Regions from separate parts of the Homo sapiens genome. Here region 1 is linked to region 2. A link is a loop called in an ENCODE intact Hi-C map of the cell type or tissue named here. Cell type or tissue: IMR-90. All regions are shown on one strand. Each heading gives the region's core, and the rest is flanking DNA. Links, peaks and the distances in the headings are about the cores only.

Region 1 (16,496 bases), core at 5,750-13,749, 210 kb after region 2:
CAGGCCCAGCTTATTTTTTTTAAATTTTTTAATTTATTTTTTGTATTTTTAGTAGAGACGGGGTTTCATGATGGCCAGGCTGGTCTTGAACTCCTAACCTCAGGTGATCCACCCACCTTGGCCTCCCAGAGTGCTGGGATTACAGGCATGAGCCACTGCGCCCAGCAGAGTGTTGCTATCTTCTTAAGGAGGAACAAGGTGTAATTACTTGTCCTTTGCCTTGGAGAGGATGTCCTAGCAGGCCCCAGACCATTGAATCCCTAAAAACCTCATGATGTGGTGAGCCTCTTAAACTTCTGGAGTCCTTCTAATTCTTTTTTTTTTTCCTAGTTTATTTGCTATTTTTTCCAACTTTTAGATTCAAGGGGTACATGTACAGGTTTGTTACCTGGATACATTGCGTGATGCTGTGATGCTGAGATTTGGGATACAAATGATCCAGTCACCCAGGTACTGAGCATAGTATCCGACAGTTTTTCAATCCTTGCCCCTCTCCTCTCCTCCCCGCTCTAGTAGTCCCCAGTGTCTAGTGTTGCTGTCTTTATTCCCATCAGCCCCTGATGTTTAGCTCCCACTTATAAGAACATGTGGTATTTGATTTTCTGCTCCTGTGTTAATTTGCTTAGGATTAAATTCTTTTTTTTTCTTTTTTTTTTTTTTGAGATGGAGTCTCGCTCTGTCGACCAGGCTAGAGTGCAGTGGCGCGATCTCAGCTTACTGTGAGCTCCGCCTCCCGGGTTCACACCATTCTCCTGCCTCAGCCTCCCGAGTAGCTGGGACTACAGGTGCACGCCACCATGCCCGGCTGATTTTTTGTATTTTTTTAGTAGAGACGGGGTTTCACTGTGTTAGCCAGGATGGTCTCGATCTCCTGCCCTTGTGATCCGCCTGCCTCAGCCTCCCAAAGTGCTGGGATTACAGGCGTGAGCCACCATGTCTGGCCAGGATTGAATTCTTATAGGGTTTATCTCCAACTCTCTGGAGCCATGTCCTGTTCATCCAGTCCTATTAACACTATCTCGCCCATAGACTGGATCAATATGATGTTTTGCAGGATGCCCAGATGGCCCAGTCCCTTTACACCATGTTATGACAGACGGCAAGACTTAACATAGCCTTGAGGTAGACTGTAAATGTATATTGTTGTCTGTCCCCACATATATTGAGCTATTTTTGGTCCTTTTTCTTGTTAGGGATGGGAAAGCCAAATCAATGGTTGGACACCACAGACTTGAAGCAATGTTAATCAGATCTAGGAAGACACCATCTCCACACAGCAACTTCAGTTGGGGCTTGTATTAGTCCGTTTTCATGCTGCTGATAAAGACATACCTAAGACTTGGTAATTTATAAAGAAAAAAAGATTTTACTCACAGTTCTATGTGGCTGGGGAAGCCTCACAATCATGGCGGAAGGTAAAAGTCACATCTTACATGGCGACAGACAAGAGAGAATGAGAGTCAAGTGAAAGGGAAAACCCCTCATAAAACCATCAGATTTCATGAGGCTTATTCACTACCACGAGCACAATATGGGGGGAACCGCCCCCATGATTCAATAATCTCCCACCAGGTCCCTGCCACAACACATGGGAATTATGGGAGCTACAGTTCAAAATGAGATTTGGGTGGGGACACAGCCAAACCATATCACAATTACTATTTGGCTGAGTTTGCAGTAGTCCTCCATCATCCTCCAGGATCCATTCAATTCTTGCAGGAGTCAGTTTAGTGAATTAAATGGGGGGTAGATGGTGACCACGACCCCTGAATCTTTGAGATCTTCTAGAGAATTCAATGAAGAAGTAGTTTCAGCTGCATTTTACAGACAAAGAAACTGAAGTTTAGAGAGTTTTACAAATATTTATTGTAAAACTTTTTTTTGTCAAATCTGTTTGACTCACAAGCTTTTTACTTAATCACTAAGCTACCCAGCCAATAATTGTAATTAGAGTTAATTTAGGAAACTGAAAAAGAGATGACTAAATTGCTACATGTCCATAAAACTCCATCATGTTTTTTGTTAGAAATGTTATTAACAAGTCTAATTTTCAGATCAAAAGGGGCCAATTCTGCCTAATTTATTAAAAGTGGGAGATAATGCTGGGCACAGTGGCTTATGACTGTAATCTCAGCACTTTGGAAGGCTGAGGTGGGAGGATCGTTTGAGCCCAGGAGTTAGAGACCAGCCTGGGCAACAAAGCAAAACCCCATTTCTACAAAACATACAAAAAAATTAGCCAGGCATGATGGCACATACCTGTAGTCTCAGCTACTTGGGAGGCTGAGGTGGGAGGATCACTTGAGCCCAGAAGGTCAAGGCTGCAGTGAGCTGTGATCGTACCACTGCACTCCAGCCTGGGAGACACAGCGAGACCCTGTCTCAAAAAAAAAAAAAAAAAAAAAAAAAAAAAGTGGGAGATAAAACTCAGTGGAGAAAGTGTTAGTTTTTATTCCTGGCAGCTTTCAGACAAACTGTATTTCCTAAACTATATGCCAGGATGTTTCCTCATTTAATTTTTCCAGAATTGTAATGGAAAAAGAAAGAGGAAAAAAAGTTGCCACCCAAAACTAAAATATCCCTTTCCATATGGAGCAAAGCAGCATGAGGCTGTTGAGAGCCAGAGGATCAACTTTGTGCAAATGAAGCAGTGCAAGGAATGGCTCTCTGTGTGTCCTTAGGCAAGTCACCTCATGGATCTCAGTTGTTTTTTTTTTCTTGAGATGGAGCCGCACTCTGTAGCCCAAGCTGGAGTGCAGTGGCGTGATCTCGACTCACTGCGATCTTTGCCTCTGGGGCTCAAGCGATTCTCCTGCCTCAGCCTCCCAAGTAGCTGGGACTAGAGGTGTGCACCACCACACCCGGTAAATTTTTTTGTATTGTTAGTAAAGACGGGGTTTCATCATGTTGCCCTGGGTGGTCTCAAACTCCTGAGCTCAAGCGATCCACCTGCCTCGGCCCCCCAAAGTGCTGGGATTACAGATGTGAGCCACCATGCCTGGCCTGGATCTCAGTTTCTTTATCTGAATAATAATAATATCTGAATAATAATTATATAATATATAATATATATTTGTATATTTTATTATTATAATTATTTTATAATTTATCTGAATAATAATTATCTGAATAATAATAGTATCTACCTCAGAGGGTTGCTATGTCTCGCTCATCTCTGAGTCCCTAAAATATGTGGCACAAAGTAGCATTCAAAGAATATATGCTGAATGAATGAATAAATGAATTTTGAAGATTAAATGAGATGATGTACTTACATGGTGTATGGTAAATATTAGATTCTATAAGCCAGGTGCAGTGGCTCACGCCTGTAATCCTAGCACTTTGGGAGGCCGAGGTGGGTGGATTATTTGAGGTCAGGAGTTTGAGACCAGCCTCGCCAACATGATGAAACCCCATCTCTACTAAAAATATAAAAATTGACTGGGCAGACCTGATGGACGCCTGTAATCCCAGCTACTCAGGAGGCCGAGGCAGGAGAATCACTTGAGCCTGGGAGGCAGAGGTTGTGGTGAGCTGAGATCACACCACTGCACTCCTGTCTCAAAAAAAAAAAAGATTCTATGGTAGCGATTTGATGATACATATTGAAGCTTGAAAAACATGCATGTCTATTGATCCAACAATTCCATTTCTGAAAATGGAAACTTAATCCTAATAACTTTAGTAATTTAGAGTAAATTAATGATTATGATAATCTTGGTTAGTCAGGGCCGGGCGCAGTGGCTCATGCCTGTAATCCCCACACTTTGGGCGGCCGAGGCAGGCGGATCACGAGGTCAGGAGATTGAGACCATCCTGGCTAATGCAGTGAAACCCTGTCTCTACTAAAAATACAAAAAATTAGCCGGGCGTGGTGGTGGGAGCCTGTTGTCCCAGCTACTTGGGAGGCTGAGGCAGGAGAATGGCATGAACCTGGGAAGCAGAGCTTGCAGTGAGCCCAGATCGCACCACTGCACTCCAGCCTGGGTGACAGAGCGAGACTCCGTCCCAAAGAAAAAAAAAAAAAAATTCTTAGCTATTCAGATAATTAAGAATGCACCAGATATTTAGGTAAAAGAAGGCTCTTGGAAAAACAGTCTAAATGTCCATCATTTTTTTTGGTGAAGAATCTACATGTGTGACATACAGAAAGATTTGATAAGACTATACGTTAAGGTGGTGGTTCTCAAAGTGTGGCCCAGGGACTGGCAGCGTCAGTGTCATTTGAAAACTTGTCAAAAAATGTAAATTCTTGGGCCCCATCCCACATCTACTGAATCAGAAATTCCAGGGTGGGACACAGACATCTGGATTATTTTTGTTTGGTTGGTTTTTTTTTGAGACAAAGTCTTGCTCTGTCACCCAGGCTGGAGTGCAGTGGTGCAATCATGACTCACTGTACCCTCAACTTCCCAGGCTCAGGTGGATTCTCTCACCTCAGCCTCCCAAGTAGCTGGGACTACAGGCACACACTAGCATGCCCAGCTAATTTTTGTATTTTTAGTAGAGATGGGAGTTCACCATGTTGGCCAGGCTGGTCTTGAACTCCTGACCTCGTGATCTGCCCACCTTGGCCTCCCAATGTACTGGGATTACAGGCATGAACCATGGCGCCCGGCCCATTTTTTGTAGAGATAGGATTTCACCATGTTGCCTATGTTGATCTCAAACTCCTGGGCTCAAGTGATCCGCCCACCTAGGCCTCTCAAGTGCATTCAAGTTTGGGAATCACTGCTCTAACCACTGTTACTAGAAGTTGTTTATGAGTGAGAGTATGAATATATTAATACATATGTTTTAGAGACAGTCTCTCTCTGTCATCCTGGCTGGAGTGCAATGGTGCAATCACAGCTCACTGGGGCCTCCAACTTCCGGACTCAAATCATTTTCCCACCTCAGCTTCCCAAATAGCTAGGACTATAGGTGGGTACCACTGTGCCTAGCAATTTTAAAGATTTTTGTGGCGATGGAGTCTTGCTATATTGCTCAGGCTGGTCTCAAACTCCTGGGCTCAAGCAATCTTCTGCTTCAGCCTCCTAAAGTTCTGGGATTATAGTTGTGAGCCGCTGTGCCTGGACTTAATATTCTTATATTTCCTGGCTTTCCTGGAGTAAGATTACATTACCAACTGATATAAGAAATACCTACTAAAATTTTATTTTGAAAAGAAGAAAAAGTAGGCCAGGCACAGTGGCTCACACCTGTAATCCCAACTCTTTGGGAGGCTGAGGTGGGAGGATTTTTTGAAACCGGAAGTTTGAAACCAGCCTGAGGAACATAGTGAAATCCCATTTCAAAATAAAAGCTTGGTCTGGTGGCCTGTGTCTTTAGTCTTGGCTACCTGGGATGCTGAGGTTTGCTTGAACCCAGGAGGTTGAGGCTGCAGTTTGCTGTGACTGGGCAGAGGCACTGGAGCCTGGATGACAGAGCAAGATCCTATCTAAAAAAAAAAAAAAAAAGAAAAGAAGAAGAAACAAGAAGGAAGAAGGAAGAAGATCCCGAGTAGAAGTGAAAGGGGAGAAAAAAGTTATGAAAACAAACAAAAAACAAGAGAAAAAAAAGCATTCTTATCTCCCCAACATAGTTTCTTCTCCTGCCTTAGCTTTCTCCCCACATGAATGGAATGGTATGTACTTATGAGGTTGATTGATATCCCTGTTATTTTGTAGCTGCTTTTGTTTTCATTTAGTATTGCACGGCATTCCTGTATGAGGGAAGTCTAGCTAAACTTTAAAAAACATTACACAGCAGCATTTCCCATGATGTCACAGTCTTCAGAATAAGATATATATGTGTGTATATATATGTATATATATGTGTATATGTGTATATATGTATATATGTGTATATGTGTATATATGTATATATGTGTATATATGTATATAAGTGTATATATGTATATATATGTGTATGTGTGTGTGTGTGTGTATATATATATATTTTTTTTTTTGTTTTTAGAAGACAAGTCTCATTCTGTCACCCAGGCCGAAGTTGCAGTGGCAGGATCACAGTTCACTGCAGCCTTGAACTCCTGGGTGCAAGTAATCCTCCCATCTCAGCCTCTGGAGTAGCTGCGACTACTGGCATGCATCACCACACCCAGCTAATTTTTTTTTTATATTTTTTGTAGAGACAGGGTTTGGCCATGTTACCAAGGCTGGTCTTGAACTCCTGACCTTAAGTGATCCACCCACTTCAGCCTCCCAAAGTATTGGGATTATAGGCGTGAGCCACCATGCCCAGCCACACCCAGGTAATTTTCAAAATTTTTGCAGTCATCATTTTTTTAAAAAGGAGACATTCAGGTTACTTAATAGAGTTGTGCCCTTGATCACCCATTTCCCTTAGTTGTTTCCAATTTTTCACCAACATAAATAATGCTGCCACCAATATTTGCACATACACCTTTTCCTAAATTTCAAATTATGTCCTTAGGATAGATTCCCAGAACCTGGGTTGCTGGATCAAAGGGTAGGAACATTTTTATGGCTTCTGCTGGGTGTTGCCAGACTGCTCTCCCGATGAGTGGCTACTGGTTTATGCTGCCGTTAGCGTCGTACAAGACTGCCAGTTTCCACTAGGCCTTCCTAGTGTGAGGTATTATGATTGAAAATAGTTTTGCTATTTTAATGAGAAAATAAACTACCTCTCCATTGTTTTAACTTTCTTTGGTTATGAGAGACAATTTTTTTTTTTTTTTGAGACAGAGTCTCGCTGTGTCGCCCAGGCTGAAGTGCAGTGGCACGATCTCAGCTCACTGCAACCTACACCTCCCGGGTTCCCTCAGCCCCCCAAGTAGCTGGGACTACAGGTGCCAGCCACCACGCCCGGCTAATTTTTGTATTTTTAGTAGAGATGGGGTTTCACTATGTTGGCCAGGCTGGTCTTTTTTTTTTTTTTTTTTTTTTTTTTTTTTTTGAGACGGAGTCTTGCTCTGTGGCCCAGGCTGGAGTGCAATGGCACGATCTCTGCTCACTGCAAGCTCCGCCTCCCGGGTTCACGCCATTCTCCTGCCTCAGCCTCCCGAGTAGCTGGGACTACAGGCGTGCGCCACCTTGCCCGGCTAATTTTTTGTATTTTTAGTAGAGACGGGGTTTCACCGTATTCGCCAGGATGGTCTTGATCTCCTGACCTCGTGATCCACCCGCCTCGGCCTCCCAAAATGCTGGGATTACAGGCATGAGCCACCGCGCCCGGCCCCAGGCTGGTCTTGAACTCCTGATCTCATGATCTGCCTGCCTCAGCCTCCCAAAGTCCTGGATTACAGGCATGAGAGACAATTAACAGCTTCCCCCACCCCTTAAAAATAAGCTAGTTAAGGCCGGGCGCGGTGGCTCACGCCTGTAATCCCAGCACTTTGGGAGGCCGAGGCGGGTGGATCACGAGGTCAGGAGATCGAGACCATCCTGGGTAACACGGTGAAACCCTGTCTCTACTAAAAATGCAAAAAATTAGCCGGACGCGGTGGCGGGCACCTGTAGTCCCAGCTACTCGGGAGGCTGAGGCAGGAGAATGGCGTGAACCCGGGAGGTGGAGCTTGCAGTGAGCCGAGATAGCGCCACTGCACTCCAGCCTGAGCGACAGAGCGAGACTCCGCCTCAAAAAAAAAAAAAAAAAAAAGCTAGTTAATACTTCTTCTTTAGTAAATTGGATTGGGAGGAAAGCTCTGGCATGCTCACAGTTTAACCTCTCTAAGCCTCAGTTTCTTCATCTCCAAAATGGAGTGGTACCAAAGTGATTGTAAAGTCAAGTGAGATAAAGTCTGGGGTAACTTCTTTTAACAGTGTAGGTATTCATTACCATAATCCCACTCAGCCTCAAATTTACCTAATATTTACCTGTGTATCATAAAACCTTCTGCTTTGTCAATAATCTTTTTTTTTTCCCCTTTTGAAACGGGGTCTCACTTTGTCACCCATGCTGGAGTTCAGCGGCATGATCTTGGCTCACTTCAACCTCCACCTCCCGGGTTCAAGTGATTCTCCTGCCTCAGCCTTCTGAGAGTAGCTGGGATTATAGGCGCGCACCACCACGCCCAGCTAATTTTTGTATTTTTAGTAGAGACGGGGTTTTGCCATGTTGGCCCGGCTGGTCTTGAATTCCTGACCTCAGGTGATCTGCCCTCGGCCTCCCAAAATACTGGGATTACAGATGTGAGCCACCATGACCGGCCAGCAATCTTGAAAACTTCCACCGCATCCCAAATCTTGAAAAACCTCTCTCTCTTTGTGTGCGTATGAGACAGAGAGAGAGGAGTGAGAGACAGAGGAGAGAGAGAGGAGAGAGAGGAGTGAGAGACAGAGGAGAAGGAGAGAGGAGAGAGGAGAGAGAGAGAGACAGAGAGAGACAGAGACAGAGAGAGAGACAGACAGAGAGAGAGAGAGACCTGAGGTCTTAGAAGACCTGAGGTCTTAGAAGGCTGGAGGCAAGGTCCCTCCTTTCCATTCTTTAATTTCCTCCGTTTTTCGAGGGAAACACTACGACTTGTTTGGAGTCTTACGGATAAGAGCCCTCTGTTACTAATGATATTAATAATGGCATCTGTTAATGAGGACGTCGTTATTATCTAACATTGGCAGGAGAAGAAAGCTCCGCGGCACAAGGGAGCAACCTCTCGTGTTCTGCAGACCCGATTTCGCATTTGGGAGAAGAGCTCTACTCCCCACAAAAGTCAGTGACACTCCAGACCCTGCAGAGACGCCTCCAGGGTGCGAAGTGGACTCTGGCCGACCTGTCAGGGGCAGCAGCCAGAATCCATCAGTTAACCACTCTGAAGGAAGTTTCTGCTTCAACGTTTTCCCCGTTGCTAGGAAACACTGCTTTGCCGCTGCTCATTGGTTAGCGCCCCCTCTTGTGTCTATGCCCTGTAATAGCACCCACAGTTGAGCAAACAGTAAAGACTAACACATGATTTAAATCGTCTTTATTGTGAAATATAACATACAGAAAAGTATCTAGGATATACATACAGCTTGGAAAATAGATATTGTGTATCTATTGTGTAACCACCACCTACAAAAACAAAGCATTGCCAGCGCATTAGACACTGGCCCTGCTTCTCTCCCTCCTTCTCCCCAGCAGGTGTTTATCTTTTCACTTTCCTTACAGTTTTATTACCTGTATGTATGTATCCTTTTTTAATATTTTATTTTCTTTGTTTTCTGGCTGCTCCTCCAATTTGCCCTGCTTGTTTCTGCCTCAGGGGCTTCGTACTTGCTATTCCTTCTGCCTGAAACACTTTTCCTCCAGACAGCCGCATAGCTAGTCCTTCACTTCCTTTGCCCAACGTCATCTTTTCAGTGAGCACTTCCCCAGCACTCCCTGTCCCCTGCTTTTTTTTTTTTTTTTTTTTTTTTGACACTGAGTTTCACTCTTGTCACCCAGGCTGGAGTGCTCACTGCAACTTCCACCTCCTGGGTTCAAGCGATTCTCCTGCCTCAGCCTTTCAAGTAGCTGGAATTACAGCCACCCACCACCATGCCCACCTAATTATTGTAGTTTTAGTAGAGACAGGGTTTCACCGTGTTGGCCAGGCTGGTCTCAAACTCCTGACCTCAGGTGATCCACCTTCCTCGGCCTCTCAAAGTGCTGGGATTACAGGCGTGAGCCACTGTGCCCAGCCCCCTCTTCTTACATAGCACTTAGCACCCTCTGACACATTTTTCTTACCTCCATCTTCCTCCACTAGAGTTGAAGCTACAACAGAGTTTCTCAGCTTCAGCACTATTGCCGTCTGAGGCTGGAGAATTCATTGTTATGGAGGCCTAGCCCGTGCACTGCAGGGCATTTGGGAGTATCCCTGGCCTTTACAAACCAGATGCCAGTTGCGCCCTCCTCACCATGGTTGTGACAACTAAAAGTGTCTCCAGGCATTGCCAAATGTTCCCTGGTTGGTGGTGCGGCAGGATGGTGGCCAGGGCAAAAATCACCTCACTGAGAATTGCTAAGACTTTGGGCTGGCTTTGTTTACCCCTTGTCTAAAACACAGTCAGGTAGCCAGTAAGTGTTTACTCATCTCAGTCTCAGCAGAGCCTGGCACACAGAGTGAAGTCTCAATAGAAGTTTGATGAATGAGGCCGGGTGCCATGGTTCATGCCTATAATCCTAGCACTTTGGGAGGCCGAGGTGGGCGGATTGCCTGAGCTCAGGAGTTTGAGACCAGCCTGGGCTACATGGTGAAACACCATCTCTACTAAAATACAAAAAATTAGCCAGGCATGGTGGTGCGTGCCTGTAGTCCAAGCTACTCAAGAGACTGAGGTAGGAGAACCGCTTGAACCCGGGAGGCGGAGGTTTCAGTGAGCCGAGACCATGCCACTGCACTCCAGCCTGGGTGACAGAGCGAGACTCTGTCTCAAAAAAAAAGTTTGATGAATGACTAAATGACTGACTGAATGAATAAGTGACTGATTGAATGAGTGACTAAATGACTCACTGAATGAGTGATACAGTGACCTCAAGGGTTGACAGCTGCCTTTGAATCTTACCAAATTATTTCCTTTAGTTTTTACTCCAACCAAAGAGTGTTGGTGTGGGAAATTCATCAAGAATATAGGCTTGAGGTCAATTGAAAGGAACCTTGCCTATAATCCCAGCACTTTGGGAGGCCGAGGCAGGCGGATCAACTGAGGTCAGGAGTTCGAGACCAGCCTGACCAACATGGTGAAACCCCATCTCTACTTAAAATACAAAAATTAGCTGGGCGTGGTGGTGTGTGCCTGTAATCCTAGCTACTCGGGAGGCTGAGACAGGAGACTTGCTTGAACCCAGGAGGCGAAGGTTGCAGTGAGCCAAGATCACACCACTGCACTTCAGCCTGGACAACAGAACAAGGCTCAGTTTCAAAAAAAAAAGAAAAGAAAAGAAAAAGAAAGAAAGGGATCTTGTCAAGGTTCCCCTGGGACACCTTTCTTAGCCAAATAACTTGAAAAAGTTTTCTACACTCCATGTCTACATGTTTCTACTCCCTCACCAACTAGGCTCGCTCACTTGACTCCACCCTGAACTCTGCCCTTAGCACTCCCCTGAAACTGCTCTGGATCAAGTCACCAGTGGCTTCCTTGTTATGAAACCCATCAGCACTGCAAAGATGGAGTAACAGAGACTGGGTTTGCCTCCCACTGGAAACAACTAAAAATCGGACAACACATGTGAAACAACCATTTTTAGACATTGGACATCAGACAGTGGAAGGCTGTGACCCCCAGAGAGGGGAAGCAAACGATGTGAGTTCCACAGTTGCCCTGGTCTACAGGCTGCAGTGCAGAGAAGGTGCTACAGACTGAAGTGTGTCCCCCACATTCATACCCTGAAGCCCTGACTCCCAATGTAGCTGTATTCGGAGATGGGGCCTATGAGGAGATAAAGGTTAAATGAGGTTATAAAAGTGGGCCCTAAGCTAGGTGCGGTGGCTCACGCCTGTAATCCCAGCACTTTGGGAAGCCAAGGGGGGTGGATCACAAGGTCAGGAGATCGAGACCATCCTGGCTAACACAGTGTAAACCCCGTCTCTACTAAAAATACAAAAAATTAGCCGGGCATGGTGGCGGGCGCCTGTAGTCCCAGCTACTCAGGAGGTTGAGGCAGGAGAATGGCATGAACCCAGTAGGCAGAGCTTGCAGTGAGCCGAGATCACGCCACTGCACTCCAGTCTGGGCAACAGAGCAAGACTGTGTCTCAAAAAAAAAAAAAAAAAAAAAAGTGGGCCCTAAACTGATAGGGCTGGTGCCCTTAAAAGAAGAGACTCTAAGCCTGGGCAACATAGTGAGTTCCTATCTCTACAAAAAATAACAAAATTAGCAGAATGTGGTGGCACGTGCCTGCAGTCCTAGCTACTCAGGAGGCTGAGGTGGGAAGATTGCTTGAACCCAAGAGTTTGAGGCTAAAGTGAGCTATGATCGCACCACTACACTCCAGCCTGAGCAAAAGAGTAAGATCCTGTCTCTAAGAAAAAAAGACGATGAAAGACATTCTCTCTGTCTCTGTTTCTGTCTCTCTCTTTGCCATGTGAGGACACAGTGAGAAGGGAACCATCTACAGGCCAGGAAGAGAGCTCTCCCCAGAAACTGACCATGCTGACACCTTGATCTTGGACTTGCCAGCCTTCAGAACCATGAGTAATAAGTTTATGTTGTTTAAGCCACCACCCAGTATGTGGTATTTTGTTTTTTGTTTGTTTTAGAGACAGAATCATGCTGTGTCACCCAAGCTGGAATGTAGTGGCACAATCATAGCTCACTGCAGCCTCAAATTCCTGGGCTCAAGTGATCCTCCCACCTCAGCCTCTCAAGTAGCTGGGACTACAGGCATGTGCCACCACATCCAGCTTTCCAATTTATGGTATTTTGTTATGGCAGCCTGAGAAGACTAAAAAGAGTAGCCCAGGCATGGTCCGATGATCTTACTGGATTGAAGAGATGGGGGTCTGGGGAGGTGAAGGCCACTGAAGTTCTCAGAGCCGACCACCACAGCAGACACTGCTGCAGAGAGAGAGCGATCCCTGGACATCTCCAGAGGGTCCTGCTCATGTCTTCAGCTGAGTGCTGATCAATGCATGCATGAGACAAGACTCAGCAGCATTTTTCATTCTTCACTTACTTTATTCCTCAGAAGTTCTTGACACAACTAACTTACCTCTTCTTTTTTTTTTCTTTTTTTTTTTGAGATGGAGTCTTACTCTGTTGACCAGTCTGGAGGGCAGTGGCGCTATCTCAGCTCACTGCAACCTCCACCTCCTGGGTTCAAGCGATTCTCCCACATCAGCCTCCTGAGTAGCTGGGATTACAGGCCATGCACTACCAGACCCAGCTAATTCTTTTTCTTTTTTTTTGAGACTGAGTTTCGCTCTTGTCACCCAGGGTGGAGTGCAATGGTGCAATCTCGGCTCACTGCAACCTCTGCCTCCTGGGTTCAAGTGATTCTCTTGCTTCAGCCTCCCAAGTAGCTGGGATTACAGGCATGTGCCACCATGCCTGGCTAATTTTTGTTTGTTCATTTGTTTGTTTGTATTTTTAGTAGAGACGGGGTGTCACCATATTGGCCAGGCTGGTCTCGAACTTCTGACCTCAGGTGATCCACCCACCTGGGCCTCCCAAAGTGTTGGGATTACAGGCATGAGCCACCACGCCCGGCCACCTCTTCTTCTTAAACCATTTCTTCCCCTTGGCTTCTGTGAACCCCTTCTTCCTGTTTGTTTGTTTGTTTGCTTCTTGTCTTCCTGTCCACACCTTCTGGGTTTTCTTTTCCTCAACCTGAGTTTTAAATGCTGAGGGTCTTCAAAGTTTGATCTTCAGCCCTATTCTCTTCCTATTCCACATTTGGTCCCCAGCACCTCACATAATGGCCGCCACATACTAGGAACTCAAATATGTATTGATTTCCTGTTGTTCAGGTAGGTGTTCACAACTCCTAGAGTGTTGTGAGGCTTTTCACCTGTTTCCCAGCCCCATATATCCAACTGCATGAGACGTGCATCCTCTTACATGTCCCTTAAATACCTCAAAATCATCACATCCAAGATAGAATGTGTCATGTGCTCCAGATGTTCCTCCCCAAATACATTCTGTTCTTTCATGACACTGGAGGCAGGTTGGAAGCACAGGCACTCCACTAGAGACTACATTTCCCAGCCTCCTTTGCGGTTAAGGGTGGTTAGTGACTAAGTTCTTATGGTAGAATGGGAATTAAAATGATGTACACAATTTCTGTGTCCTTGCTTAAAAAGAATTTTCTTATCTTCTATGTCCTCTCATCTCCCTGCCCATAGACCGGAACGCAGACAGAGTGACCACTTAGCTTTGATCCTACAGACTAAGATAACCCTCTAAGACACAACTGAGCCACAGATGGGTCCCTGAGTGACTATGTGGAGCAGAGTTATCCCACCAGTCTGGACTGCTCAACTCTGGAATGCTACTGGAAGAAAAACAAAGTCCTAATTTATTTAAGCCACTGTATTTTTGTATCTCTTTGTCATAAAGCTGAAAGGTCTATTCCTAACTAATCTACACACAAACCTGCTTTCCCATCCACATTTAGAAAAGAACATACTGTCATTGCTGTATGACAAGCTTCTTAGGCTGTAAGGAACAGAAATTCCAACTCAAATTGGGTGAAAGAAAGAGGGAAGTTTCTTGCTTCATAAAATAGGGTTAACTTCATGGGCAGCTTGATCCAGAAGGTAACATTGTCATCAGGGCTTGGTTTCTCAGCTTCTCTGGGTTCTACTCCACTTCCTGTAGACTCATTCTCAGACTGGCCCCTATATAGAGCAAGATGGTGGCCATGATGCCAAAGTTCACAGCCTTGCATCATGAAATGCAACAGAGAAGTAGTTGCTTCTCTTAGAAGCCCCAGCAAAAGTCTCCGTTTCAATGATCTATTGCAGTGTAATAAACCATTGCAAAGCTTAGTGGCTTAAAACACAGCAATTTGCTGTTTTTCATGATTCTTCAATGGGGTCTGAGCGCAGCTGTGCGGTTGAAGAGCAAGGGTGGAGAAAGAAGAAGAGGGACAGTGGGGAAAGGGGACAGAAGAACAGGGACAGTGGAATGTGGAAAAGTTGGGGAAGGGGTGGGTGGGGAAAGGGGAAAAGTGGAAAGGGGGAAAGAAGGGGAGCAGTGGGGAAAAATGGGGAGGAAGGTGGGGAAAAAGGAAAGAAGAGAGGACAGTGGCAAAAAGTGGAGGAAAAGGTGGGGAACAAAGGTGGGGAAAGGGGAAAGAAGAAGCAGGACACTGGGGAAGAGAAGAAAAAAGAGGAGAGGCAGGAGCTGTCAGGCCTCTTAAAGGCCCGCCTGGGACAGTCGCATGTCACTTGTGCTATAGTCCGTTGGTCAAGGCAAGTCACCATTCCATCTGAGATTGAAGGGGAGAGGAAGCTGACTGCCACTTGATGGCAGGGGCAACACATGCACCCAAGGTGAGTGGAGATTGGTGGCTTCATCTTTGGAGACTAGCTATTTGATGACCTGTTGGTTCTGTTCAGTTCTGAGCCTGAATTAGTTGGTTTACAGACTATGCTGCTGTGCCAAAGACACCCAAAAATGGGAGAAGGAAGAATAGACTCTGGCGGACAGCTAGTGCTTCTGTCTTGTGCTCATGAATCAATGACTAGAATAGGCTGATTGGCAAAATGCCAGTCAAGACCCATCCTTTGGGCTAGTGGTGGGGTCAACCCTCCCAAAACTCACTGGGTACAGGTTTTATTTATTTTTACCTTTTAAAAAATTGGGATATAATATGCAAAATGTAAAATTATAACCATTTTTAAGTGTGCAATTTAGCAACAATAAGTACATTCACGAGGTCTTGAAATCATCACCATTATTCATCTCCAGAACTTTTTAATCACTGCAAACAAAACACTCTGTACATGTTAAGCATAACTCTCTATCTCACCCTTCCCTCAGCTCCTGGTATCTTCTTTCTGTCTCTATGAATTTGCCTATTCTAGGTGTTCATAAGTGGAATCATACAATATTGTGTGTGCGTGTCTGGCTTATTTCACTTAGCATTATGTTTTCAAGGTCTATCCATGGTGTAGCAGAAATCAGGATTTTATTCCCTTTTATGGCTAAATCATATTGCATACAATGGATAGGCCACATTTTGTTTACCCATTCATCTGTTGATGGACACTTCGGTTGTTTCCACTTTTTGGCTATCATAAACACTGATGCTATGAACATTGGTGTACAAGTACCTCTTTGAGTCCCTATTTTCAATTCTTTTAATTTTTTTTTTTTTTTTTTTTTTTTGACAGAGTCTTGCTCTGTCGCCCAGGCTGGAGTGCAGTGGCACGATCTTTGGCCTGGCCAACATGGTGAAACCCCATCTCTACTAAAAATACACAAAAATTAGCTGGGCGTGGTGGCTTATGCCTGTAATCCCAGCACTTTGGGAGGCTGAGGCGGGCAGATCACTTGAGGCCGGGAGTTTGAAACCAGCCTGGCCAACATGGTGAAATCCTGTCTCTACTAAAAATACAAAAAAATTAGCTGGGTGTGGTGGCATGTGCCTGTAATCTCAGCTACTCAGGAGGCTGAGGCAGAAGAATCGCTTGAACCTGGGAGGCGGAGGTTGCAGTAAGCCGAGATTGTGCCATTGCACTCCAGCCTGGGAGACAAGAATGAAAGTTGGCTCAAAAAAAAGAAATAGGCAATTACTCTGCTGAGTGTTAGGAACTCCAGCCACTGGGAAAGCCCAGGGGGCTGATGGTGAGCACACACCTCAAGTCATACTGTGGATTAGACCTTTGGAATGTCTTCAAGTTTACCCTTCCTATCTTTTCCTGTGGCCACCGGTCCCCCCTGCCTCTAATCTCACCCCATTAGTCTGAGTCCTCCAAGAAGCAAATACCAGGATAAGATTAAATTGTGCTAGGATTTTATTAAAGAAAACACGTGTAGCAGGGAAACGGGGAGGGAGCTGGGAGGGTTGGGATGTAAGTCCAGCCCCAGGTGAGGAAGAGAGGGAAAGAGGGTTGGGTAGAAGGGTCC
Region 2 (16,496 bases), core at 5,035-13,034:
AGTAGTCGGTGTTGTGATAGAGATACCATCACCATTATAGCCAACAGGTGCTGACTGCTCTGGCAGTGCCATTCCCAGTCTCTGAGCTTGCCTGCATTACCTCCTTTCATCTTCTCAAGAAACCTTCGAGGGTAGGTACTAGAGATGTTTCTGTTTCGTAGATGGGGACTCAGGGGAGGCTTCAGTAGCTTGCCCAAGATTACGTGGGCTCAGCGCCAGAGCCTGGGAGACATTGATATGGGTGTGCACACCAGCACTCCCTGAGCACCTTCCAGTGCTAAGTATCGTGCCAGTGATGGGCCTGTGTGTCATCTCAGGTCCTCACATCACTGCCATGAGGTGGGTCCTGTTCTTATCCATCTTCCACAATTGGAAGAACTGAACACAGGGAAGTGAAGCTCCTTGCTCAGGGTCAGTATGTGGACTTAGGCACTGTGGCCCCAGAACCTATGTGCGCTAACCACTCTAAACCACTCTGCTGTGCACTTCCAGTGATAAAGGGGCATTCATCAGTACAACAATAGGGAACGGTGCCCTGTGCAAATGGGAGAGGTGTGTGTTCAAGGGTGCAGAAACATGAGAAGCCTTGGCGTGTTCTGATGGGCACGTCCTGTGTCCTTGCGGTCCTGGATGGTGCTGCTTTCCCCAGTCCTGTCACTGCTTCCAGTCGTGGCTGCTGCCTCATCCTTCTGCCACGCTCCCCCTTAACACTTTCTGCATTTTACTTCTCATTTCTCTTCCTGCAACTGCTCCAGCATCTGGGATTGATGGCAACAGGACTTGGCTTTTTAAGGTGTTGCCAGCCAGCTAGAGGACGCCTTCAGCTCTGACCCATGTGTCGTTGTCTTAGTCATTTGTTTGTGTGGCTCTTTTCATCATATCTGACTTGGAGGCTTTCTTCTACATGCTCTTCGAGCCTCAGTCTCCTTTGACTTTTCATAGCGATCCTCTGAGACCCTGAAAAGGGAACACAGGTATGGCCTGGTTCTGGTATGTGACAGAAGGCACAGAGGTAGAAGTGCTAAGTGGCTTAGCTCAGAGCCACACGGAAGAGCCAACTCCAGGACCTAGACCTCCAGAGGCTGCGTTCATCCCTGCACTGCTGCCTCTGCTCTCAACAGCAAATTAAGACATTTCCATTCATTAACATCTTTTTCAAGATACCATATATTGAGTCTGATTTATTTTTCAAGCCACTCCTAAAAACTCCACAATGATATAGTAGTATTGATTGAACACTTCTTATGGGCTATGCACTTTACGTGTCTTATTTAATTCTTGCTGCAACCCCAGGAGGTAGGTGCAGTTATCCCTGGTTTGTAGATGGTCACTGAGCCTTAGAGAGGTGGGGTCATATAGCTGGTATGAGAACGTGATGGAGCAAGGATTGGAACCCACGTCTGCTTTGACTGCTCTGCTGCAAAGAGCAGAGCAGTGCCCTCTGTGTGCTCACTTCACTCCAGATCTTCTGGTCAAAGGAGGAACTATTGACCCTTTAAATCAGTGGTTCTGTCACGTGTTTTGAGTCACGGAATTTGGCAAAAGTTTTGGGTCCCTTCCCCAGAAAAATATATTGTCACAAAAATTTGTGTTCAAATAAAGGAAATTTATAGACCCTGTAGAGCCAATGCTTATGTTGATATGAAGAGCTAAGATTCTTTTTAGACCCCTCACATGAAAGTTCTTTTAAACGTATGCATAGGTGGCCATGTTCCAGGTGAGAAGACACCCTGCAGGTTGTGGCACAGCTATGTTCTTTTTGCTGGTTTTAAAAGTAATACATAACAAGATCCCTTTGAGGTGGTAGTACTCATCTCCACATTTTATAGGTGGGAAAATTGAAGCACGGAGAAGTTAAGTAATTTGCATTGCCACACAGTTATAAGTAACAGGGCTGGACACAAAATGTGCCATACCAAAGTCACGGTGCCGTACTGACTCTCAGGTATTAGGGTAGCCTTACCAGGTGTTAATCTTTAGGATACAATTCCCAGTATATAGGGAGGCATCCCTGATGTTCATCCTCATGTGGGGTGAACAGGGTATAGACAGCTTTGGGATTCTTAGGAATCAGGGTTAAGCAACCACTAGTCTCTTTTTAGGTACAGCAGAAGCCAATGTCCTTGTTGAACTGTGTGAGATATAGCAGTTTGTAAACTATGACATATTCAGTCTTTTTTTTTTTCTTTTGGAACATTTCACAAATTTGCGTGTCATCTTTGCACAGGGGCCATTCTAAGTATATGTGCTGCCGCATCGAGCACTGTTCAGTCTTCTTAACCAGGTAAAAGAAGGTGAAAAGTAAAGTTACATCTGCCTTCTCACAAGCCACGTGTTGTCTTGGATGCCTTTCAGACTAATCACTGAAGGTCGAGGCAAAAAGCACTTGAGTTTCACAATGTCTTTGACCTTCTGATCAGATTTCCAACATCTGGTAGTTCTCACATCACATGAACACATCCCAACAGCCTAGGCATGAATGCTTTGCCCTATTGTTTTGCCTATAATTTTTTGTAACTTGGGAAGTGTTTTGTAACTTGGGTGTTAGCTTCAAGTTTTAGAAACTTAACAAGAATTTTATCAATAAAATCTACTCTGCAAAGTATTGTGAGGAAAAGGGCCATTTCTGTTAGAATATGTGGATGAATCTACATAAGCCAAATCATTTCTCTCCTTATCCTGTGAAAGGGTTAGTAGGCACTGTGATGAATATTTATTGAAATTCTCATTTTGCTTTCCAATGCTAAACAAGTTATTTGTATTATGAATGGCATATCTATCTGAAAACATTATGAGATCCAAAATTGAAAATAATACAAAACAAGCTGAGAGCGGTGGCTTACACCTGTAATCCCAGCACTTTGGGAGGCCAAGGCGGTCGGATCTCTTGAGGTCAGGAGTTCAAGACCAGCCTGGCCAAAAATTTGTGTTCAAAAATACAAAAAATTAGCTGGGGGTGGTGACGCAAGCCTGTCATCCTAGCTACTCGGGAGGCTGAGGCAGAAGAATCGCTTGAACCCGGGAGGCAGAGGTTACAGTGAGCCGAAATCGTGCCACTGCACTCCAGCCTGGGTGACAGAGCAAGACTCCATCTCAAAAAATAACAACAATAATACAAAAAAAAAATCTTGATAAAGGATGGCCATTTTCTTGTTTATTTACCTAAATCACTTAATCTATCAGTTTTAAATTAGATAAATTTTCATAGTTTGTTAAACTGGGGGTTAGTTTTTTTTGTTTTTTTTTTTGTTTTTTTTTTTTCAAATAAAGCAAATAAAATGAAACTATATTGTAAAAGCAAAGAAACAAGAAGTAACATATGCTTGTTGCAGAACACTTAGAAAATGCAGAGGCCACACGCGGTGGCTCACACCTGTAATCCCAGCACTTTGGGAGGCCAAGGCGGGCGGATCGTGAGGTCAGGAGATCGAGACCATCCTGGCCAATATAGTGAAACCCCATCTCTACTAAAAATACAAAAATTAGCCAGGTGTGTTAGCAGATGCCTATAGTCCCAGCTACTTGGAGGCTGAGGCACAAGAATTGCTTGAACCCAGGAGGTGGAGGTTGCAGTGAACCAAGATCACACCACTGCACTCCAGCCTGGCAACAGAGCAAGACTCCATCTCAAAAAAATAAAAAAAGAAAGAAAAGAAAATGCAGAAAAGTATAAAGAAGAAAAATATTTATCTATAATGCACCATTCAATAATACTGCTGTAAACATTTTGGTGTGTCACCTTCCAGTCTGTTTTATGTGCTTTGTTGTTTTTTCAATTTTGAAATTCGAGTGCTGTTTCTAACAGTATTTCTGTCTTGCAGGTATCAGCATAGTGTTGAGTGGGCAGCAGAGCTGATGCGTAGACAGGGGCAGGATGAGAGTACAGTGCGCAGAATCCTCAAGGATTACACGAAACCGCTTGAGCATCCTCCTGTGAAAAGGAATGAAGAGGCTCAAGTGCATGACAAGCTTAACTCTGGAATGGTTTCCAACATGGAAGGCACAGCAGGGGGAGAGAGACCTTCTGTGGTAAACGGGGACTCTGGAAAGTCAGGTGGTGTGGGTGATCCCCGTGAGCCATTAGGCTGCCTGCAGGAGGGCTCTGGCTGCCACCCAACAACAGAGAGCTTTGAGAAAAGCGTGCGAGAGGATGCCTCACCTCTGCCCCATGTCTGTTGCTGCAAACAAGATGCTCTCATCCTCCAGCGTGGCCTTCATCATGAAGACGGCAGCCAGCACATCGGCCTCCTGCATCCTGGGGACAGAGGGCCTGACCATGAGTACGTGCTGGTCGAGGAAGCGGAGTGTGCCATGAGCGAGAGGGAGGCTGCCCCAAATGAGGAAGTAAGTAGAAGAAAATAAATCGCTTCCTCCAAAGCCATCCGTTCCTGGAGATGTTGGCTAATAGGGATGTCTTTTGCCTGCAGCTGGTAGCTGGCCTGTTGTAGGGTCCAAGGGAAGCAGCAGGCTTTGGGCCACAGCAGCTGTGAGGGCCATTTCAACTAAAACCCCAGAGTTGGTGAATAACTTTTAAAAAAATTTATAAAATTAAGACAAGGCCAGTGGTATTCTCTCCTTTATTTGGGAGAAAACAAAATGCGGTGATAATTACACCTGATCTTGAGTACAGCTGAGCAAGAAGGGCTCACGTGTGGAAGTCAGCCATCTTGAGAAAAGCCTAGGGAGGCCAGGTAAGAGCTACGTCATGAAGGGACTTGCTGTCAGAGTTACCCTAGAGCTGTCTGGAATTGCTAAAAATTAGAAACAATCTAATTGCTAAATGGGATATGAGATACCCATTCAAAGAAATATCATGTAGACTTAGAATGAGGTTTATGAAGTCATATTAAGAACATAGGAGCCAGGTGCAGTGGCTCACACCTGTAATCCCAGCACTTTGGGAGGACGAGGCAGGAGGATCACTTGAGGCCAGGAGCTCAAGACCAGCCAGGGCAATATAGCAAGACCTCATTTCTACTAAAAACAAAAATAAATTGCTGGGTGTGGTGGTACATGCCAGTAGTCCCAGCTACTCAAGAGGCTAAGGTGGGAGGATTTCTTGAGCCTGGGAGATCAAGGCTGGGCAACAGTGAGACACTGTCTCAAAAAAACAAAAACATAGGCACATGCTTATTAGGTACAATTGGGTGAAAAAAGCAACACGTAAAATAAAATTCACCAACAAAATGATTACAACTGCAGGAAAAATTCACAGGGGAAAAAGGAAATAAATGAGAATCTTCATAGTGAAAAAGTTAAAACTTCCTTTTCCACACAAGTAATAAAAAAGCACTTCTTGGCCAAGCGTGGTGCCTCACACCTGTAATCAACACTTTGGGAGGCTGAAGCGGGAGGGTTGCTTGAGGCCAGGAGTTCAAGACCAGCCTGGGCAACTCTGTCTGTACAAAAAATTAGCCAGGCATGGTGGCACACGCCTGTAGTCCCAGCTACTGGGAAGGCTGAGGCAGAAGAATTGCTTGAGTCTAGGAATTTGAGGCCTCAGTGAGCTATGATCACACCACTGCACTCCAGCCTGGGCAATAGAGCAAGAGTCCGTCTCAAAAAAATTGTGTTTTAATCATTCTTTATAATATTAACACAATAGAATGTGAATCCTGGGAATTTATAAGAAAAATGTTCATTTTAAAATACATTCTCTATGACATGTAGTGCTTCCATTTGTTCTGTATATATTGTATTTCTTTCTCTTTAGTTGGTGCAAAGAAACAGGTTAATATGCAGAAGAAATCCATATAGGATCTTTGAGTATTTGCAACTCAGCCTAGAAGAGGTATGTTTTCAACATATTATTATTTCAGCCATCGGTCTCTGGGCCTGAACTACACTATATGTGAACCTACCTCACAGTGTAGTTCTGTATGTAATTCAATTATTGAATATTGTAATTCAGTATTGAAATCACTATGGGTAGCTCCCAAGTAGGCCTGCCTTTCACTCCTCAGCCTTTATTTCATCAGTTCTAAGATATGTGTTTGCAATCATTCCACAGAAGATTCGAGGGGTTTTTCTGAGTACTTCTTTTCTCATTAAGATTTTAGATTGTTAGGCCGGGTGCGGGGGCTCACACCTGTGATCCCAGCACTTTGGGAGGCCAAGGCAGGAGGATCACCTGAGGTCAGGAGTTCGAGACCAGCCTGGCCAACATGGTAAAACCCTGTCTCTACCAAAAATACAAAAATTAGAGTGATTGCTCATGCCTGTAATCCCGACTACTCAGGAGACTGAGGCAGGAGAATTGCTTGAACCCGGGAGGTGGAGGTTGCAGTAAGCCAAGATCGTGCCATTGCACTCCAGCCTGGGTGACAGAATGAAACTCTGTCTCAAAAAAAAAAAAAAAAAAAAAGGCTTTATGTTGATGGCTAGGTGTGATGGCTTATGCCTGTAGTCCAGCCACTTGTGTGGCTGACGTGGGAGGATTGCTTGAGCCCAGGAGGTCACGTCTGCAGTGAGCCACGATTGCACTACTGCGCTCCAGCTTGGGCGAAAGAGTGAGACTCTGTGTCAAACAAAAAAAAGAATAAAAAGATTTCAGATTGTTAACAGATGCTGACTGGTGATGCCGGGGGTAGGGGGGTGGAAAGAAGAAAAAAGTGGATTTCGGATTGGCTGAATATTTTGTTACTAATTTTCACTAGCTTTTTCAAAAATACTATAATTCATATACCATACAATTTATCCACTTAAAGAGTACAAGTCGCTATTGTTTGGTATATTCATGGAGTCTCTACTTTTCATATACTGTGCTACATGATTCAGATCATGTAGTGACTGCTAGTTAAGTAAATGGATTTATTTCCTTCTGCAGGATCCCTCTACTTAATGCAGTAGCTACATTCTTGAAAGTTAGCTTGGGCCTGGTGCCATGGCTCACACCTGTAATCCCAGCACTCTGGGAGGCCAAGGCAGGCAGATAGCTTGAGCCCAGGAGTTTAAGGTCAGCCTAAGCAACATGGCAAAACCCCATCTCTACAAAAAATACAAAAATTAGCCAGGTGTGGCGGTGCATGCCTGTAGTCTCAACTACTTGGGTGGCTGAGGTGGGAGGGTTGCTTGAGCCTGGGAGGTCGAGGCTTTAATGAACCGAGGTCACGCCACTGCACAAGCGAGATCCTGTTTCAAAAAAAAAAAAAAAAAGTGGCTAAAAGTGGCCTTCCATAAACTGCATCATATTGTCCCAGTGACCTGGAGTTCCTCTAACCTGTGGTCACTTTATGCTCAGACCCTCTTTTCTTGCTTATGTTGATAGTGCACACAGAAATGTCTTTTCTGCCTTTGAAGCTAGGACCGCTTCTTGGGCTCCCCTCTTCTCCAGGAGCTCTGTGATGGCTTTCTTTGATAGTTCCTGCAGTGTCCAGTGTGGTTCTTGGCATACAGGTAGGTCCCAAGAAGTGCTATGGAACACATCCATGTTGGTAATTTTATAGCTGAGACCACAGGAAAGTAATTGTGGGGGCCGGGCGCCGTGGCTCACACCTGTAATCCCAGCACTTTGGGAGGCCGAGGCGGGTGGATCACGAGGTCAGGAGATCGAGACCATCCTGGCTAACATGGTGAAACCCCATCTCTACTAAAAATACAAAAATTAGCTGGGTGTGGTGTCACACACCTGTAATCCCAGCTACTCGGGAGGCTGAGGCAGGAGAATCACTTGAACCCGGGAGGCGGAGGTTGCAGTAAGCTGAGATTGCACCACTGCACTCCAGCCTAGGTGAAAGAGTAAGACTCCGTCTCTAAAATAAAATAAAATAGAATAAACAATTCAAAATTCCTTTTCTCGGTTGCACCAGCCACGTCTCAAACACTGAACAGCCACGTGTGGCCACTGGCTACTGTATTGAACAGCAGATGCGTAGGCATTCCCAGCACTGTGGAGCGCTTTATAGCCCACATGTACCCGTTCTTAGATGTTTGGCCTGTCAGAACCTCAGATTTCTTCTCTGTAAAGTGGGGGCTATGTAACATCTTGTTCATAGGATGTTCTGGAAATTAAATAATACATGTAATTGGGTCAGGACAGTACCTGATAATATAGTAAATGCTCAATAAATGTTAGTGCCTGCTATTTTTGTCATTATTAAGTTACTTGTAAAAGCTAATTAGCAGCTTGTTGGAACCTTCTTTTTTACAATCACAAAAATGCCCATTGGGTACCTACTATGTGCCAGGCATTGGGCTAAGTGCTACCGATACTGAAATAAGTAGAATGTGACTTTGGTCTTAAAGATAGCCCAGAAATCATTACAGTTCAGTGTGATAAGCATAGTGTGGCATATGGATCTTGTCAGTATCGCTCTTCCTGTTTCCTTGGGCCCAATGCCTGACATCTATTAGGTGCGTAATACTTATTAAATGAATGAATGTACAAGATAGGGAATTTGCATCGAAGCTGGTGGAGACCATCTTGCAGGGCTGAGGTGGAAAGCTTTTGCAGTCATGATAGCTGAGGATAGTAAAGGATAAATGGGGCTTGCCACATGGACACAGGGTAGTAAAGGCTCTTCCAGATAGCTCTGCCAAAACGAATGCCAGATGGGGGAGGGTGTGTCCATGAGTCAGGGTCTGGCCTGGTCCTGGGCCAGCAGGGCACTGCAGGGGATTCCGTAGGGGAGTGGCAGTGACCAGAGCTAGCATCAGTATGGAGGGTGGGCTGGAGGCCTGGCCTGGGAGGTGGCAGCTGTAGGCGAAGGGTATTCCGTGTCAGATGCTGGGAGTTCAGCTGCACTGTTCCAGTTGACCAGCTGCTGTCTTTTATTGACAAATTTTTTAAAGGCTGCTGCTGCCTGCTGCCTCCTCTTGAACACCCCCTGATGAAAGGCAAGAGTAATAGGAGACAGGAGATGAGGTTACTCTGCCTTCTTAGAAGCTGCCTGGCACCTGAGAACATTTCAGAGATGTGTTCCAGAAGTTTTCAGGGAGCACACCGTTAAACCTAGCTCTACTTGTCTTTCTGTTTTGGCAGATTTCTTTTGAATGAATCACCTATGTTTGGTGCACTGCATGTACCCGCGGAGTGTTTCTGTGAATGTTAGTCAGGAACACAGGCAGAATGGGGTCTCACCCCTGCTGTGGTGATTCACAACAGCTCTCTTAAGGGACTCAGAGTGGTGATACACAGCTAACTTAGAAGTCTGCTCAGCGCTGACATGGGAAGCTTTTAGTCTGCAACCTTCCACAGATGTGGACATGCGGCCTTGTAGGGGTGTTTTCATGCCTTTGCCTTGACTCATTCAGAACAGAGATTTGGAAATTTTCATAGAGTAATTGAAGAGCTATAAACTGTATTTACCTCAGTTATTTCTGAGTAGTTATTTCTGAAGAGTTCTGTCTCCATCCGTCTTCTGCATCCTTCAGTGGACACGCACACACGCAAACACTCAAATGCTTTGCTCTTCAAATTTTTTATTCTTATATTTTTTAGAGACAGGGTTTCTCTCTGTTGCCCAGGCTGGAGTGCAGTGGCACCATCATAGCTCACTGAAGCCTCATACTCCTGAGCTCAAGGTATCCCACCACCTTAGCCTCCTGAGTACCTAGAATTACAGGTGCATGCTACACCATGTCTGGCTAATTTTTTAATCAAATGCTTTTTAATTAGCAAGATCCAGTGAGAAATAGATTGATTTGGGGGAGCAAATTTTTTTTTAAATGAAAGTTGATTTCACTGTAAAGTAAAAGCAGTTGCATAATGCTGTCATGAAGTTAGGGCTGTCAACTTTGGGGGTTTTTTTTGGTTTTTTTTGTTGTTGTTTTTTTTTTTGAGACAGGGTCTCGCTCTGTCACCTAGGCTGCAGTGCAGTGGCGTGATCTCAGCACACTGCAACGTCTGCCTCCCGGGTTCAAGTGATCCTCCCACCTCAGCCTCCTGGTAGCTGGAACTACAGGCATGCACCATCACACCCAGCTAATTTTTGTATTTTTAGTAGAGATGGAGTTTCGCCATGTTGGTCAGGCTACTCTCTAACTCCTGGCCTCAAGTGATCTGCCCGTCTTGGCCTCCCAAAGTGCTGAGATTATAGTCATGAGCCACCACACGCTGCCAGGCAGTCAACTTTTGAAGGTTAAGGAGCTTTAACGTTTATATTTCCCAAGTTCAAAGTAGATGTGTTTAATTTTACTGTGTGTGCTGTTGGGAAACTGATGGGAGGTGATTTAATAGGGGTGGTGCAGACCAGCTCACTCATTCCCAGCAAGATTCCCACCATGGCAGCACCCCAGTAAGGCCCTGCATTCCAGGTCTAATCCTTTGCTTGAGGGACTAAGAAGTTCGGATTTGTTAGAGCACAGAAAATGACTTGAGCTCTAGGAGCAGCATTCATGCTGAGTGTGCTCACAAGAGCCTGGGGAATAAACTAGAATGTGAGTTTATTAACATCAGCAAAGGCCCCACCACCTGCCTTTCCATATTGGCATGTTCTCTTCATGTAGAAAATTCAGATGCCGAAGGGTAATATAATTGGAAGGCTGCTTGGTGAGCACAGAGTTAGCCTGTGAGGAGTGAGCTGGATAATACAAGTGCTTAAGGATGTCAGGCTCATGTGTCCTTCTCCCCAAGGAGGTATAAACTGTTTTTTACTTGATACTGAAGATTCTAAGATTGTTGTATGACTTTCAATTAATTATTTTACTTAATGTGGTAGCATGCATTCTTTTTCTTGAAAAGCCACCATTGAATTGAGGTATATCAAAGAGCTGCTAACATCTAGACTGGAGGCAGTGTGGTGCATGCATTGGTCTGCCACCGAACCCTTGGGTCGGAGTCCCATCCTGTGCGCAGTGCGAAGACCTTGCCACCGTCACCAGACTCCCCATTTGCTGAGTTTCCTCACTCACTCTGTGTCACATTCTTTAACTGTGTTGATATCATTCAGCTGTGGCTCTGAGTTTGTTGATACATGTCGATTTCTTAGTCTAACTCCAGTTTTAGAGGCTGCCTTACTGGTACTTCTGTGTATTGTTCGTATATACTTATAAAGCTTTTAAAGTGCGTGAGAAAATTTCTCTTATTTAGAAAATAAAGACAATAGTCCCCACACAGGAGGACCAGGTGGGAATGCTTGGAAACAAAGGGACACACCAGGGTCGGGCGACAGCTCTCCTCGTGCCTGACAGCAGCAGTCTCAGTCAGATCTCGTTTACGCATCGTCTTGTGCCCGGCTCTTCCATTTTGTACCTCACCCGTTTTTCCCACATTTCTTTTCCCGTGCTTAGTGTCCATAATATGGATTCCAAGTATCAGAATCTGGTGATTAGAATGTCTAAGATTCTTCCCTAGAATTTTGTGGTTATTTTTTTACTGCTACGTTGTTTGACTAGTCTCCCTCCCCTGCAATAGGTCAGTGACTTTCCTTCTATCTAAACTTCTGAAAATTTTCCAGAGACTTCAACTGTGAGACAGTTTGGGTCCTTTTAGCAAGAATATATACTTACAGCAGAGCCTTTTGATTAAGGTTTGAAAAACTACTCTAATTTCTCTCTATAAATATATTTATATTCTGCATATATACCCAGACACACAGGAAACTTCAGGTGAACTGCTTTGAGGATCAGGTTTTGTTTTAAAAGCCTTTGTGTGCTGGTGGGCAGGAGAGAAAAGAACTGCAGTTTTGCCATTTGTTTCATTGATCCTTGTTTTAAGCCTACAGCATCCAGTATTCCCAGGCAGTCTCCACTCCAAGTACTAACCAGGCCCAACACTGCTTAGCTTCTGAGATCAGACAAGATCGGGCACATTGAGAGTAGCATGGCTGTAGGGCGTTATTAATTTTTAAAGTTCACTTGAAATCATTAGAGTAGCTAAGAAAAAAAAAAGATCTTACTGCAGCTGTTAATAAAACATAAAGTAACAATTAAAACAATATAGTCTTGGTATAGGAAAGGAAAGATTGGGCCACAGTCTACAAACAGACCCATTTATAGATGGGATTTCAGGGTACAATAAAAATAGCACTTAATATTAGTGAAGAAAAGATTCATGGTGTTGAGACAGCTGATTAGCCATTTGGAAAAAGACAAAGCTAAAATCCCATCTCCTAACATAAACCAAAATAAATTTCAGGTCAATTAAAGATATAAAGGGAAATTTGAAATAGAAAACAAGGATAATTATGCTTTTTTTTTTTTTTTGAGGCAGGGTCTCTCTCTGTCACCTAAGCTGCAGTGCAGTGGTACAATATTGGCTCACTGCAGCCTCAGTCTCCTGAGCCCAAGCAGTCCTCCCATCTCAGCCTCCTGAGTAGTTGGAACCACAGGCACATGCCACCACGCCCAGCTAATTTTTGTATTTTTGGTAGAGATGGGGTTTCTCCATGTTGTCCAGGCTGGTTTCAAACTCCTAGGCTCAAGTGAACCACCTGCCTTGGCCTCCGAAAGTGCTAGGATTACAGGTGTGAGCCACCCTGCCTAGGTTTTATATATTTTTGAGATATGGATAAGTTCTTCTAAGAGGCCATAATATATAGATTTCATTACCTAGAAATTTAAAACTCTATGTTAAAGACAAAGGCAAAATTACAGGCAAAAGATGAAATGGGAAGAAAATATTTGCAGCATGCACTATAACACACAATAGACAGTGTTCTTGGCATTCCTCAGTTTCCTCAGATGTAACGTTCTCCTTCAGAGGAAGATAGTGAAGATTGAATGTAGTGTGATATGTGTGAGGTCTCTGTCCTGGAAGACACTTAGCAATGTATGTTCCTCATTGTGTCGCATCCCTCTTCAAGCTAGCCAACTTCCCTGGGTGGAGTGAAGACATAGCTTTAGTTCACAAAATGGCAGAATATTTTTAAATGAATATATTTTCTGTAAATTTAAAATGGACTTCAATGCAATGTTTTTTATGGGCAGTTTGGAGAAAGACGTGTGTGCTGAGGGAGGGCTAGCACTCACATGAAAAAACACTTCTTGGAAATTGTGCTTTATTTTTGCTTGAATTGATATAACAGCTAATGACATTCAGTGATGTATACACAACGACCAGCACAGTTCCTGGCACATGTAATAGGTGCTCGTTTGGTTCCTGCCTTTATTCTCTGCCTGGTAGCAGATACATACTCTGTCTCTAAATTGTTGATAATGATCACAAAATAGATCTTTTACTTAAATGGTGAAAGTATTACACAGTGACTAGGTCTTTCACACACACAGTGACTAGATCACATTAGTAGAATACACTTTTTTCCTGGTTAGGCACCTACAACTGTATTCCCACATGCCACATGGCATATTCCACATGCAACATCTTCCTTACCTCTGCTTTTAGCCAGTGACATTTTAACCCATACTTTTTGTGAACCGGTCATGGTGATGATTTAATGTTCAGTCTGTGCGAGTATTCATTTCAGGGATAATTAGATTGCCATGCCAGTTAGCTAATGTATTCCATTGTTTCATAGGGATCTGTTATTGAGATCTATTTTTCCATTACAACACTTGAGGGCCCTAACTACATTTAGCAGTATGATGTTAAAAACTATCATTAAACTTATCCTTCCATCTTATTAGTACTGCGAAAGTAAAACTTACTAATGAGATTGCAGGGGATGTGATTGTCAACCTCTACAGACCTCTCCAGTCTACTGATAATTTAATTTTAAATAAAACCAACTCAGTTGAATTAAGATCCCCTCCATCTGTAGTAAGTGCCTAGTCGCATTTTGCATAGATGATCAAAGCCAGTCACCATTTTAGGCCAATAAAAATGAGATATTGGTTTCATTCACTCTTGGGGAAATGTATGCTTGCTGATAATGAAAACACATCAGTTTTTGAAGAACTTACATTTTAGCAGATATCAAGAAAGAATCTCTTATTAGGCAAGGATGGGATTGAACCTTTTTTTCCAGGCTGTGCTATCCAGTTATTAGAAAGGGAAGAAAACTAAGGCCAGCCACGGTGGGTCATGCCTGTAATCTCAGTACTTTGGGAGGCCGAGGCGGGCAGATCACCTGAGGTCAGGAGTTCCAGAAAGGAGGAAAACTAAAATTAATTGAGCTTTTAGGTGCTTTTCATAGCTTATTAAATCTTTGTACGATTTGATCTTATTAAATATTTAGCTAAGAAAGCATTATTATCCCCATTGTATAGATGAGGCATGGAGAATTTAAGTGATACTTCCAAGGCCCTAGCTAACAATGACAATTTGAGCTCAGGTCTGTCAGATCTCAAACTTCAGTCTTTGTGTTACACTGTTCTGAACCAAGAAGTGCAAATTGTGGTAAAATGCAAGGGACTCAGCCATTTAAGGAAACAACTTTATCTTTTCCATTGTACCTTTTGGCTGGTAGTCCATCTGAAAAACAGCAGTATTCTGTATTAATAAGTAGTGAGTGATGGAAAGAGAAAAGGTCAAAATAAGATTGTGGGCCACTTGGCAGGGCTGTCAACAGCTGTGAAAGAAATGGAACGCAATGTTCACACTGAGAAGAGATGAGCTGAGTGAGGTGCAGAGACCTGCTGTAGGGTGGCTCTGGCTGTTGGGGCCTAAGCCAAGGGCAGGACTGGGGACCTGTCTTTTTTGTCTTTCAACACAAGCATTGAACACCCAACATGTGCTAGACCCCCTTCTAGGCCAAGGGAACAGCAGGCAGTTTCTGTTCTGCCAGAGTTTACATTCTAGTCGGAGGAACACATGTAAGAGGAAGATTTTCAGACAAAAGTAAGTGCTCTGGAGATGATCAGGATGGGGGTTACTTAGACTTGGTGGCCAGGGAAGACCTCTCCAAGAAGTGACCTTTGAGTCTGGAGCAGAACATGCCAGATAGTAGGAGTAGTGATTACAGAGGCAAAGGCCTGAATGAGCTTAGTGTCTTCAGGGGACAGAAGTGCAGCCAGGACAGCTGGAAAGAGCAGTGGTAAGATCATGCAGGGACCTGGAGCTGGTGGCAAGCAGTTTGGACTTTATTCTAAGGGCAGTGAAATCTCTTTGGAAAGTTTTAATTAGGGGAACGACGTGATTTTCGTGTGCCAAGAAGATGAATCTGGATGCTATGGAGAGTGGACTGTAGAGGGCTCAGAACAGGGAGGGTGTCACAGAAGGCAGGAAGGAGCCACCCACAGACTTGGGACCAAGAAGGCAATAGGAAAAAGTGGAATAGAAGGTGACCACCTTCATCTCCAGAAATGCTCTAGATTAGGATTTGGGTAAAACTAAAGTAGTGGTCCCTCGTATCTGTCAGTGTTTATCAAATTATAAATTAAAACAAAAATGTTGAGTATCAGTTTAACACATTTAAAAATAATAATAGTGATGTCTTCAACAGCACATATACTAAAATTGGAACAATGCAGAGATTAGTATGACCCCTGCCCACGGATGACACAAGTTTGTGAAGCCTTCCATATTAAAAACAACAACAACAACAACCCATACCTTGACATAAATACTTTAATGTAAGTTTTTTATGAAAAATAACTAATTTTCCAAAACAAAAAATTTGGAAGAGGCTTCGTTTTTCATTTTTGCAAGTCGCTTTAAGGTCTAATTTCCTGAAAGTCAGCTAGATTCTTGCATCTGCTTCTTGATTCAGTCTTGGGCCATCACACGTCTTATAGTCACTGGAGAGAGCACAAATGAGGCAGATAACACCACGTTATTATTATGAAGTGGTTTTGACCTTGAGACCTCCTGCAAGGGTCTTGGGGATCCCAGGATCCCCAGACCACCCTTTGAGAACTGCTGCTATGAAGACAGATGTCATCAGATAGCCAGGCAGAGAATGACAGGGTATTCACTGCTTGGAAGTCCTTCCACCTATATTACTTGTGCTGTCTTTTGTTCTGTGTATGCCGGGTTAGTGGTGGGGTGGAAGGACAGTGAGGAAAGAAGCTGAGTGAGCAGTTTGTCAGTGCGTTGTTGCTGCACACAAGCCTCAAAGCTTATGACAGGGAGGGGATTATGTTTCTGCTCCCACACTGCACAAGAGGGGCCCTCCTCGTCTGTGTCTGCTGGAAGCAGCAGTGAGAGCCGAAGCAGAATATTTGATGTTTGGTTATCAATCTAATTTTTCACCTTCATATTTAAAAAGAAATGTGACCCCATTTTACCACTGGCTACCATTTGGTCACTACCTGCTCTGCACCAATCTCATGGGAATCCCTTCAGTGGTATCTGTAGACCCTAAGCGCCCTGGACAGGCAAAGCCAACAACACATGGCTCTTTGGGTGGTGTCAGTGTTTGGCAGTGTATTACTTTAACAGAAAGCCATTTTCATTTCCATTTAAGTGTGACTATATTCAACTGGAGCCAATTTTCTTTGCCATTCCTACAGCCTCCCCCCACACAGTAAAATATATCATTATGTGAGGTCAGTGCAAACATAGGGTTCTAGAAAATCACTTCACCAAAGATGACTGGGAAACTAGTATTTTGTCAGGTAAGCAAAATCAGCACTGCCCCACACTTTTCACACCTTTTTTTTTTGTTGATATATTTTTCTCAATTTAAATATGGTTATTTAATTTTACAGGGAGAAAC

Evidence for each region. Peaks named below come from ENCODE experiments on the same cell type or tissue, not always from the same donor. Only the 100,000 strongest peaks of a DNase experiment are listed, where the experiment ranks them.
Region 1: it touches region 2 in a loop (10-fold over the local background); 2 of 110 quality-filtered maps call a loop at or near these places.

What each region holds. Positions count from the first base shown.
Region 1 is chr3:12,711,390-12,727,885 of GRCh38, forward strand. No RefSeq gene overlaps it. Among named protein-coding and RNA genes, the nearest start is that of TMEM40, 40 kb to the right of the region's middle. RefSeq lists an enhancer at 8,637-8,686. In IMR-90, for the core only: a CTCF peak has its summit at 8,856; a DNase peak (open chromatin) is centred at 8,822; H3K4me3 peaks cover 230 bases.
Region 2 is chr3:12,499,441-12,515,936 of GRCh38, forward strand. TSEN2 (tRNA splicing endonuclease subunit 2) reads left to right here. Exons shown (of 12, transcript NM_025265.4): 5 at 3,822-4,344; 6 at 5,714-5,791. It also overlaps the pseudogene RNA5SP123 and the pseudogene RNU6-377P. Among named protein-coding and RNA genes, the nearest start is that of TSEN2, 23 kb to the left of the region's middle. In IMR-90, for the core only: no CTCF peak of the experiment used is centred there; DNase peaks (open chromatin) are centred at 8,581 and 9,111; H3K27ac peaks cover 1,423 bases.